Regions from separate parts of the Mus musculus genome. Here region 1 is linked to region 2. The links are chromatin contacts, found by POLR2A ChIA-PET in ENCODE. All regions are on one chromosome and are shown on one strand. Each heading gives the region's core, a stretch centred on a gene start or an enhancer-like site at or near the end of the contact. The rest is flanking DNA. Distances are from core to core; before and after follow the strand shown.

Region 1 (5,246 bases), core at 2,710-5,209, 100 kb before region 2:
CTTTGCCCAAGAATATGGGACCAAGTGAGCACAGATGGGATGATCTGAAACTATGGGCCAAAGCCATTCCTTTTTCTTAACCTTTCTGTCAAGTACTTGGTCATGGTGATGAGAAAAGTAAGTAATAAAGAAATCTGGTAGCCGGGCGTGGTTGCGCACGCCTTTAATCCCAGCACTTGGAAGGCAGAGGCAGGCGGATTTCTGAGTTTAAGGCCAGCCTGGTCTACAAAGTGAGTACCAGGATAGCCAGGGCTACACAGAGAAACCCTGTCTTGAAAACCAAAAAAAAAAAAAAAAAAAAAAAAGAAAGAAAAAAAAAGAAAAAGAAATCTGGTACAGGGAGTGGGGTGTTGCCATGACCAATTTTTGATCTGTGGCTCTTAGGCTTGCAGAACTGATTGACAGGAGGAAAGGGAAAGAGTTTGGAGATGTAGGTTATAGAAGCCCTAGGATGTTATAAGCAGAACTCAACCAACAATTTTGGTAGGGGCTCAGAAGAATAGAGAACATTTAGAAATACACAACAAAGATGATACAGGAATTCAGATGGGAACAAAAATTCTATTGGGAAACAAAATAAGGTGTTACATACCATAAACATACTCAATGTTTCATTCATTTTATAACTGTTTGTATTTTGTATTTGTTCAGGACTTTGTGGGAAGCTGAAATTAAATGTGTCACATGTGTGAATTTAGGGAGGGAATTTCAGGACTGCACAGCTCCGGACTTTGGTATTGATGTTGCTAGTTGCTACGAACAAAGATCAGGAACAAAAAGCTCAACATTTTTTAAATAAAAAAATTTTTTTAAATACTAATGTTATCCTTTTATGTGTGTGTTACGCTTGCATGTCTGTCTGTGTATGGCTGGTATCCATGGATGTCAGAAGACGGCAGTGGATTCTTCAGGACTGGCTGTGAGCTGCCATGTGAGTGCTGTGAATTAAACCTGGATCCTGTGAATGGCAGTGCTCTTAACTACTGACCTACATGTCCAGTTCAGCAGGATTATAAAAACCACTGTTGGCTACAAAAGAAATGAGTTAAGGAGATTTAAAAAAAAAAAAAAAAAGAAATGAGTTAAATTGTCAGCAAGGAAAATGTGCCTGTTTAGGAGACATTAAAGATATGCCAGAGCCCAAGTGGGTGGCAGCCTGTGTTCCTATCATTCTAGAGTCTAAGACAAGACTTTTGTGAGTAAGAGGACAGCCTGAGTTATACAGGCCAGCCTGTATAACTCAGTTAAGTTAGGCCCCTGTGATGGGGGTGGGGGTGGGAATGGAGGTCTGAGAGATCACAACATGTTAAAGGCCTACTTCCAATATACAGACTCTGGATACCTTTTTAAAAATACACCAACAAAAGCAAACCTTACAAAAACAAACAATAAATTGCTACTTAATGTAACATCTCAAACCATACATAATTCTTTTAACTTTACATGTAAAATAGTTGATGACTTAGAAATAGAAACAGAAAATGGAGATGGCTCATCCTGTAGAAGTGATTGGCACTAACCTGACCATCTCAGCTGGATCTCTGAGACTCATGTGTGGATGAGAACAGACTTTGGCAAGTTGTCCTCTAACTCCCATAAGCCCACCCATGTATATACATAATAAATACATACTTTAAAAAGTGAAACAATACAAAATTACTTATCCTAGTAATTCTGTTAGACTGGGCTAAGCTTCTCGGTTAAAAAAAAAATTTATACACGGGAAAAGGAGGGCACTGAACTATATTTTCACTCCTAAAAACCTGAAAAACTTCCTATTACTCTAATAGACACACTTTTACTTATCAATTTAAAACATCTTTTGTTTTGTTTTGGTTTTTCGAGACAGGATTTCTCTGTGTAGCCCTGGCTATCCTGGAACTCACTCTGTAGACCAGGCTGACCTCAAACTCAGAAATCCGCCTGCCTCTGCCTCCCAAGTGCTGGGATTAAAGTTAAAACATCTTTACCAAGGACAACCAATGCATGAAGGATTTTTCATTTTACGTTAATGCTTATGTACTTTTAAATGGATACTTGAAAACATATCACTAGAATTTATGAGAAAGAAAAAAAACCAAGGGCTATGAAAAATCAACTGTTTGAGCAAATTCATTTACAAAGAAATAACCTATGCTGCTTGTCAGAGCACTTCCTCATGATCACCACAGAACAACTAACTACAAATGACACAAGTTTTCTAGTTCAAAGTCTGAGAATTTTACAGTCTAAACTTGGAGACTTTCCATTAGCCAATCTATTTATAGTTGATCTATTAAATGCCTCAGATGTCATGGTCAACAATGAGACAAACTATTATTATCTACAGTATGAGAAATGATAGCCTGGGGTTGATTTTTAACTTTTAAGCAAGAAGCACCTGTTGAAAGTACCTGTCAAGCCGGGCGTGGTGGCGCACACCTTTAATCCTGGGAGGCAGAGGCAGGCAGATTTCTGAGTTCGAGGCCAGCCTGGTCTACAAAGTGAGTTCCAGGACAGCCAGGGCTATATACAGAGAAACCCTGTCTCGAAAAACCAAAAACCGAAAAAAAAAAAAAAAGAAAGAAAGAAAAAGAAAAAAAAAAAAAACCCAAAAATAAAGTACCTATCATGTGAAAATGTAGATGAAACACAAAGTAATAAAACTGATGTTACAATGGATTTAGTAATAGATTTGCTCAGGAAACATTGGCCCAAGTGAAATTTAGCTAAAGGTGGACCGCCTCTCAAACCCCTCGAAGATAAGCAGTATGCTAAGCAGGCCTGCAAATTAAAAACATGGAACTTAGGATGTTAGGAGACAACTGTTCACCAGGATGGGCCACCCAATCAGACTCATTCCCGTGACAAAGGAGACAGAACTGATCTATGACCAGCAGTTAGGCCCAGATAAAGATAAACCAGCTTGTAATTCTGCAAGGTAGGTATGATGACCCTCGGTAATAACTTTGAAAAAGAACAGTGGCATACTTAAAAATACTCCTAGCCATATGTAGTAATATGTATAAATCTATCCACTTCAGCGGTCAGACTTGCAATCTCCTGTCTCTGCTTAAATTGTTCAAAGTGTAACCTGGGACCTCAAAAGAGATGTCAGGATAACAGAGTCTGTGGAATGCACACATCTAAAATGTACATAAATTAGTAAGCTCTTCAGTTGGAGGCAGGCTCTTGCTTGAGTCTTAGCCCAGCCAGACAAGCGTCAAAGAAAAGATAAAGAGCTTTTCCTTAACTAATCTCTAAGTGCATGCAGAGAGTCCTTCTTGGGAAGGCTTACTATTTCTATAACAGCGAAAGCATATTTCAAGCAGGATACCGACAGAAATATAATTCCAAAAAGAGAGCGTCACTCCCCTTAATCTTGGTGAAACACATAGGTCTCGATTGGTTTTAGGACTTTCCCCTCAATTTCAGAATGGGGCTAAAGTTTTACTCACTTTCTTTCTTTAGAAGTCACTTTCAACTAGATCTAAACTACAGAATGAAAAGATACTTTAAGATGAAGCCAAGTAAATAAACTTCTATTCCAAAGAATAACCGGCAAGCCGCTGACGAGGCGAGCGGTTCTGGTGGGCAGGATCAGAACTCCTCCGATCCTCAGCGGGGGGCATTACGTAACCCTGAGCCGAAGCCTCAGAACTCGCAGGGCTACAGCCGGACCTCCTCTGTGCGGCGCAGCACCCGCCCCCCTGCTTCTGCCTCCCGCGTCCGGCGCGCCCCCCCAACCCCCGGCGGAGTCCGGAACAGCGGGCACTCCGGCTCCGAAGCGCGACACCGCCCACTCCCGATCCCCCAGGTGGAGCAGCCGTCCGGGGCTTCTGCGCGCCCACTCCACGCGCGACCCCGCACTCACCATGGTCTCGGCCGCGCGACGCCCACTGCAGCCCCGCGCCGCCGCCGCCGCCGCTCTCGCAGTCGGACCGCCGCAGCCAGAGCGGGACAATGCCCGGGGCCCGCCTCGCGCCGCCTCCACCAATAGCCGCTCACGTTGTTCGTTTGAACCTCGGCGGCCGGCCAATTGTACGCTTCCTTCTAGCCATAACTCCGCCCTCCCGGTGCCGCCTCCCTAACCGCTGTTTGTTTTTTGCACACGGCCCTTGGAGGTGGGCCCTCCGACCAAACATTGACACTCTCTCCGCCGCTCTCCTTGCGCGGACTTCTGATGAACAGAAGAATGAACCAATGAGAGAGGAGGAAAGCCAATGAAAACATTGTCGGCCGCACGGGGGCGGGAGGCTGGGAACAACAGCTCGGTGAACCAATAGACTGGAGCGATTCGGCACAGCTGTGCCTTTCCCGCCCATTTCAGAGCCCGCCAGGACTTCTTTGCTTTGTTTTTCTTCAATTGCAACAAGTTTAAGGGGAACGTTTAGGTAGCACAGGGTCAAATGTCTAAAGTAGAGTTACCTTTGTGCAAAAGCTATTGTGAAAATTTAGGAATAAGTGTATATCGTAGTCCGCACCTAGTTAAATTCTCTAGCTATCGCCAACCCATTCACACAACTTTAAAAGGTTTTATTATTTTTGTGATCATCAATGAGCCCGGGAGATTTGGGAGAGCCACATCCATTTCTCAGCTAGAGAAACGCACTTAGGTGAATGTAGTCATTTGCATACAGCCTTCATCAGAAGTCTTAGACTTTGTTCTGGTTCCAGCTTCAAAGCTTAATTTTTTTCCCATTAGGAAGCACAGACCAGTTGTAGGAGTTAGTTGTGAGCAAAATAGTTTTCTACGGTTTTTGTTGTTGTTTGTTTGTTGTTGTATTGAGACTTCGTTCTTGTGGTAGGATTTTTCCAAGCCATTGTTTTAGAAATTTATCTCCAGCTAGACAATACCTGTCTCAAAATTTGAATTGTTTCTTTTGACAGGGACTATAGCTCTGAGATCAACCTCCATCAGAAGAAGCAACTTGGAGCAGGTCTTTATGAAAAAATAATTTTAATGCTAAACGAGGAAGGGATGAACTTCTAAATGAATTATTCATTTAAATATATGGACAAGTACTTGAGGGGAGTGGGTGGGGTGGGGTGGGGTGACGTCTTTGATCCGAGCACTCAGGAGGCAGAGGCAGGTGGATTTTTGCGTTCCAGGCCAGCCTGGTCTACAAAGCAAGTTCCAAGACAGCCAGGACTACACAAAGAAACCCTTTCTCAAAAACAAACAAACATGGGGCTGGAGCGGTGGTTCAGTGGTTCACTGACTGCTTGTCCAGAGGTCCTGAGTTCAATTCTCAACAACATGGTGG
Region 2 (4,883 bases), core at 1,485-3,984:
TGCATTATGAGAAGAGGGGTCATTCAGGACCAGATCGAGTCCTAGGCTACGAAACTATTCCCTATGCCAACTAGCCTCAGTTTTGTTTATGGCTGCCATCAGAACTGGGAAGAGAGAGATTCCATTTCATCCAGCCACCCGCTCCCCAGCAATTACAACTTGTGAAAAGATGAAATAAAACCCAGGCCATAGGGGCTAGAGCGATGGCTTAGTGGTTAAGATGTGAAGGCCACATAGAATAAGTACCTGTGGAGTGCTCAGCCACAAATGGGACATCTATATCACCCTCCACCACCACCCAAGCTCAGGAGCCATCATGGAAGAGAAAGCAGAAGATTATAAAAGCCAGAGGTGCAGGGTGGGGGTGCACACCTTCATTCCCAACACTTGGGAGGCAGGGACAGCAGCGCTCTGAATTCTAGGCTAGCCTATTCTACACAGCAAGTGCTAAAACAGCGAGGATTAGAGGCTAGGAGGGCTGGAGCTGTGTTAACAGTGTCTTCTGGACATGGTGGGACTCCTGCACTCATGAACTCAAAGTGCTTGTGGATGCTTGCTTAAGACCTGAACAATCGAGGCCAGCCTGGTCTACAAAGTGAGTTCCAGGATAGCCAGAGCTATACAGAGAAACCCTGTCTCGAAAAAAAAAAAAAAAAGAAAAGAAAGAAAGAAAAAAAAAAAGACCCGAACAAGATCAAGCCAGTCAACATTCCATCATGGACTAGGAAGGGATTCATGAGCCTTCCCCAGAACTGTGGACTGGAAGGGAGGAGTCATATTGCTTTGAGGGCATGGCTCCCTATTGTAAAGATTTGCATGTAGCCCTGAGAGAACTACAATTAGCAGGATACTTAGTATTTTAAAATAAGTATTGGCTTCATTTAGCATATTTTTTCTTTTGAGACACAGTTTCTTTGTGTATCCTTGGCTGTTCTGGAACTTCCCTCTGTAGACCAGGCTGGTCTCCAACTCAGAGATCTGCCTGCTTCTGCCTCCCAAGTGCTGGGATTAAATGCATGCACCACCATGGCCCAGTTTAGTATTAGTTTAGGATCAGTAAATTCCATACTGTGGGTTGGCATAACAGCAAAACAAAGACCTGTTGGGGTGCCAACTTGCTTTTGAAAAATCACCTGATCCTCTGAAATTGTTCTGTGAATGTGGTAACTATATATGATGTCTGTTAACTATGTAGGTGCTGGAGAGATGGCTCAGTGGTTAAGAGTGCTGGCTGTTCTTCAAAAGGACCTGGGTTCGATTTCCATCACCCACATGGCAGCTTACCACCATCTGTAACTCCAGCTCCAGGAGTTCTGACACCTTCACATAGATGCATATGCAGGCAAAACACAAATGAAAATAAAATAAAAATAATTTTAAAAAATCTATAACTTTACTCTGGCAGGGCCCGAATGCCCGTGCTCTTGTAATTTTTACCTTCCTGATGTACCAAGGGTAGGAGAGAATAAAGCTTTAAAATTTTACACACACACATTACACATAGTTTTGGCTTGGGTGTGAGATTAGTGAACATAGAGGCTTGGGTGGACCATAGGGTCCATAACTTTCCAGGGAACCCACAGCCATACCCTGTGAACTGCCTCTCAGCTATCATGTTTTAAATTTTATTTTCATTAAACATTTCTTCTTAGAGGTGTAGATCTGGAGGCGAAGGAAGTTGAACTTGAGCCTTAGAGCATGGATATGATGACCTGGCCATTGTGAACCCTGATTTCCTTATACCTTCCAGCTTCCCAAAAGCACCTTTGCATTTGTGTGTGGGTGGCTGAAGCCTAGATTAGAAACACCATAAACTCAGGAATGTGAATATCCATCAGAATGCTTTTTTTTTTTTTTTTTTTTTTTTTTTTTCGAGACAGGTTTTCTTTGTATAGTCCTGGAACTCACTCTGTAGACCAGGCTGGCCTCAAACTCAGAAATCCGCCTGCCAAATGCTGGGATTAAAGGCATGCGCCACCACTGCCCAGCCAGAATACTATCTTCAAGATGTTTTAGGACAACCCATACAGACAACAGGTTGCATACACTACCTAGAAGGTTGCTGTTGGCAGCTATTGTACATTTTTGGATTCTTTTATGAGACTCTGGTCCAACGGTTGATCCTGAACTCATTTTCCTGTCTCTAGCAGCCAGGTGCTATGATTACACAGGAGTGCGCCGCCACGCCCAGCCAGAATAGAAAGTTACTAGAAAAGGGTTTCCTTGTGGCTCAGAGTAAAAAGAGAGGGATGCCAAGTGGCAGCGCGCCCAGAACCCGGATTGGAGACTGACTCTGTCCCTTCCCAGGGGCATGTGGCCCGCCTCCCTAATCGCGAGGCAGGCTGGGAAGTCGGCCACCCTAAAGATGGCGGCAGAATTGAAAAGTTGGAGCCACTCCCGCGCGGCCCTGAAGGGTTCGGGAGAGCTAGGGATGGGGGGGGGGGTACTGGGGCGCCTTTCCAGAGGGGATGGGAAGGACTGGGGTAGGCAGGTGTGCTCCTCCCGCCCTGAGGAGGCATGGAGGGGCCCGGGGTGACCCTGGGTCTCTTCAGGGGCTTTGGGAAAAACAGGGAATCGCCCTTCTTGGTATCGCCCTCCTTGGGCCCAGCGAGTGCCTCTAGGCGGAAGTGCGGGAGCGCCGAGGCAGTGGGCGGGGCGTGAGGGGGCGGGGTCTCCGGAGTGGGCGGGCTCCCTAGGTCCGGAAGTGCGGGTGGGGCGCGGCCGGGGCGGAGACTGCGGGCGGGCCGGCGGCGCGGTGAGCGCGGGGGTGGCGGGCCCAGAGCGAGCATGTAGCGGCCGCTGGCAGTGGGGCTCCCGGGGCGGGCCGCGGGGGCCGCACGCGGCGACATGGAGGAGGAGGGCAAGAAGGGCAAGAAGGTGAGCGCTCACCGGCGCGTCCTGCCGCCGGGCCGGGGCGTGGGGTGGGGGTCCCTCGGGGTGGGCGGGCGGGCGGGCGGCTGAGCGGGCAGGGACAGCGGTCAGGTGGGCCTGCGGCTCCCGGAGGAAGTGCCGCGCCTTTCCGGTGGGGGCGTCCCCTTTGCCGCTCGCCCCCGGCCTGCTCCAGACGGCCTGTCAGGGGGCCCGCCTTCCCCGCGCGCCGGCCTGGGGCCACAAAGGAAGTGGGCCCAGTGAGGGGCCAGAAGGTGGCCTGGGCTGGAACTTGGGCCACTGGGCTGTGCCGTGACCGGCGAGGCTTTTGCTGCCCACTTGGCTTTGTTTTTGGATGTCCAGTAAAAGCAAAGATGGACTTAGCTTTTCGGCGGGTTCTCTCGTCGACTGTCGCTCCTATTTAATACCACTGAGTGATTTTAGTGACGTTATGTTTGGCAGTAAGATTTAGGACATGGTTCAAGAGGCTCCTTCGTTTCTGTAGTTTAAAAATGTGGCTTTAATTACAGGCTTGAGTAGTTGATAAAGAACATTTTAAGAAGCCTGGGAAGACCATGTGGGAATGAACCGCTTAAACTGCCTTTAAAGCGAAAAGTGGGCTTTGATAAAATGTATCCCTTTCAAATAAATGCTTTGCAATCTTCATGTTTGCCTGTCATTTTCATTTGATAAATGTGTGCACGTTGTGGACAAGTTTAAAACAGACTTTGATGTCCTAGCTCAGCACCACCCGGCCTCCTTGTAGCCTTTAATTGGCCACACCACTCACCACCTTGTTTTAGGAGGTGTCCCATTTTTCAGAAAGTCTTACTTGAAATAGAGTGGCCAGGTGGCCTTCAGGGAATCCAGGCCAGCAGCGCTGCCCCCACTTTCTTTTGTTTGAAGACAGAAAGTTGCACTTGTTATTTAGATGTCCTGTCAACTTGTTACCTCCAAAGATGGTTTAAAGCTGGGAAATGGGCCCAACAAAGCAATTCAGCCTACAAGTATAGAAGGGGTTTGAGCATTGTAAAAGGACTTAGCTAGAAAAGAGGGTGCTGTTGAGGAAGGACTTGGCCCAAGTGTGGCTGATGCTGAACCGTGCCAGCTGGTCTTTGCAATGCCAGTAGCCTACATCCCTGGAGACATTGTATTTGTCTCACACTCTAAGTGCCCTGTAAGACACCTGGCCCACGTTCTTGTTTGGGACAAATTGCCTGGCGGTTTATGTTGTCTTGTATATCATACCAGTTTGGGTAGAAGGCTGAGGAGCAGAGAGAGGCATTAAGACTTCCCCCTGAGCTTTTGGATCAGTAGCAAGACAATCTCTTTTTGTTTTGTTTTTCAAGACAGGGTTTCTCTGTGTATCCCTGGCTGTCCTGGAACTCACTCTGTAGACCAGGCTGGCCTCGAACTCAGAAAGCCACTTGCCTCTGCCTCCCAAGTGCTGGGATTAAAGGCGTGCACCACCATGCCCAGCTCTTGTAGCAAGACAATCTTACAGTTATATGCAGTGAAAAAAAAATAAGTACAGAAAAAGGCAGTGGTTAATTTCAGTGTCTCAGTTAAAGGAGATAATGCGTGTGTAGGGATCTATGCTAGCAGTTGTAGGCATTCTGTCACCTGCTTTAGTTTGTTCCCTGTAAACAAGTGAGACAACCTTTGGGACCTGAGTTTCTATGTAGGCCATGACTGAACACAGTTTACCAGGTATCTTCCTATAAGGAGCTTGCAGAACCTTCCTAATATGTTTGTCTTTGAGATACACTTTCTCTGTTATGTAGCCCTGGCTGTCCTGAAACTCAGATGTCTAGATCAGGCTGGCCTTGAAATCACTGAGGTCCTGCCTTTCAGTACTGGGTTAAACGCTGGGCTACAACACCTGACTTTTTTATTTTTATTTTATTAAAATTTATTTATAATACATAAGTACACTGTAGCTGTCTTCAGACGCCACCAGAAGAGGGCACCAGATCTCATTACGGGTGGTTTCTGGGATTTGAACTCAGGACCTT

Evidence for each region. ChIA-PET counts read pairs that join two places held with the same protein, here RNA polymerase II (POLR2A).
Region 1: POLR2A ChIA-PET joins it to region 2 with 12 read pairs in embryonic stem cell. The contact joins the promoter of H2az2 here to the promoter of Ccm2 in region 2. POLR2A ChIA-PET finds 5 or more read pairs at or near these places in 3 of 5 experiments (Patski and embryonic stem cell).

Annotation. Positions count from the first base shown.
Region 1 is chr11:6,440,484-6,445,729 of GRCm38, forward strand. It overlaps H2az2 (H2A.Z histone variant 2), which reads right to left and starts at 3,960. Exons shown (of 5, transcript NM_029938.1): 1 at 3,854-3,960. The coding sequence starts at 3,856.
Region 2 is chr11:6,544,153-6,549,035 of GRCm38, forward strand. It overlaps Ccm2 (cerebral cavernous malformation 2), which reads left to right and starts at 2,735. Exons shown (of 10, transcript NM_146014.3): 1 at 2,735-2,877. The coding sequence starts at 2,848. It also overlaps the pseudogene Gm24000.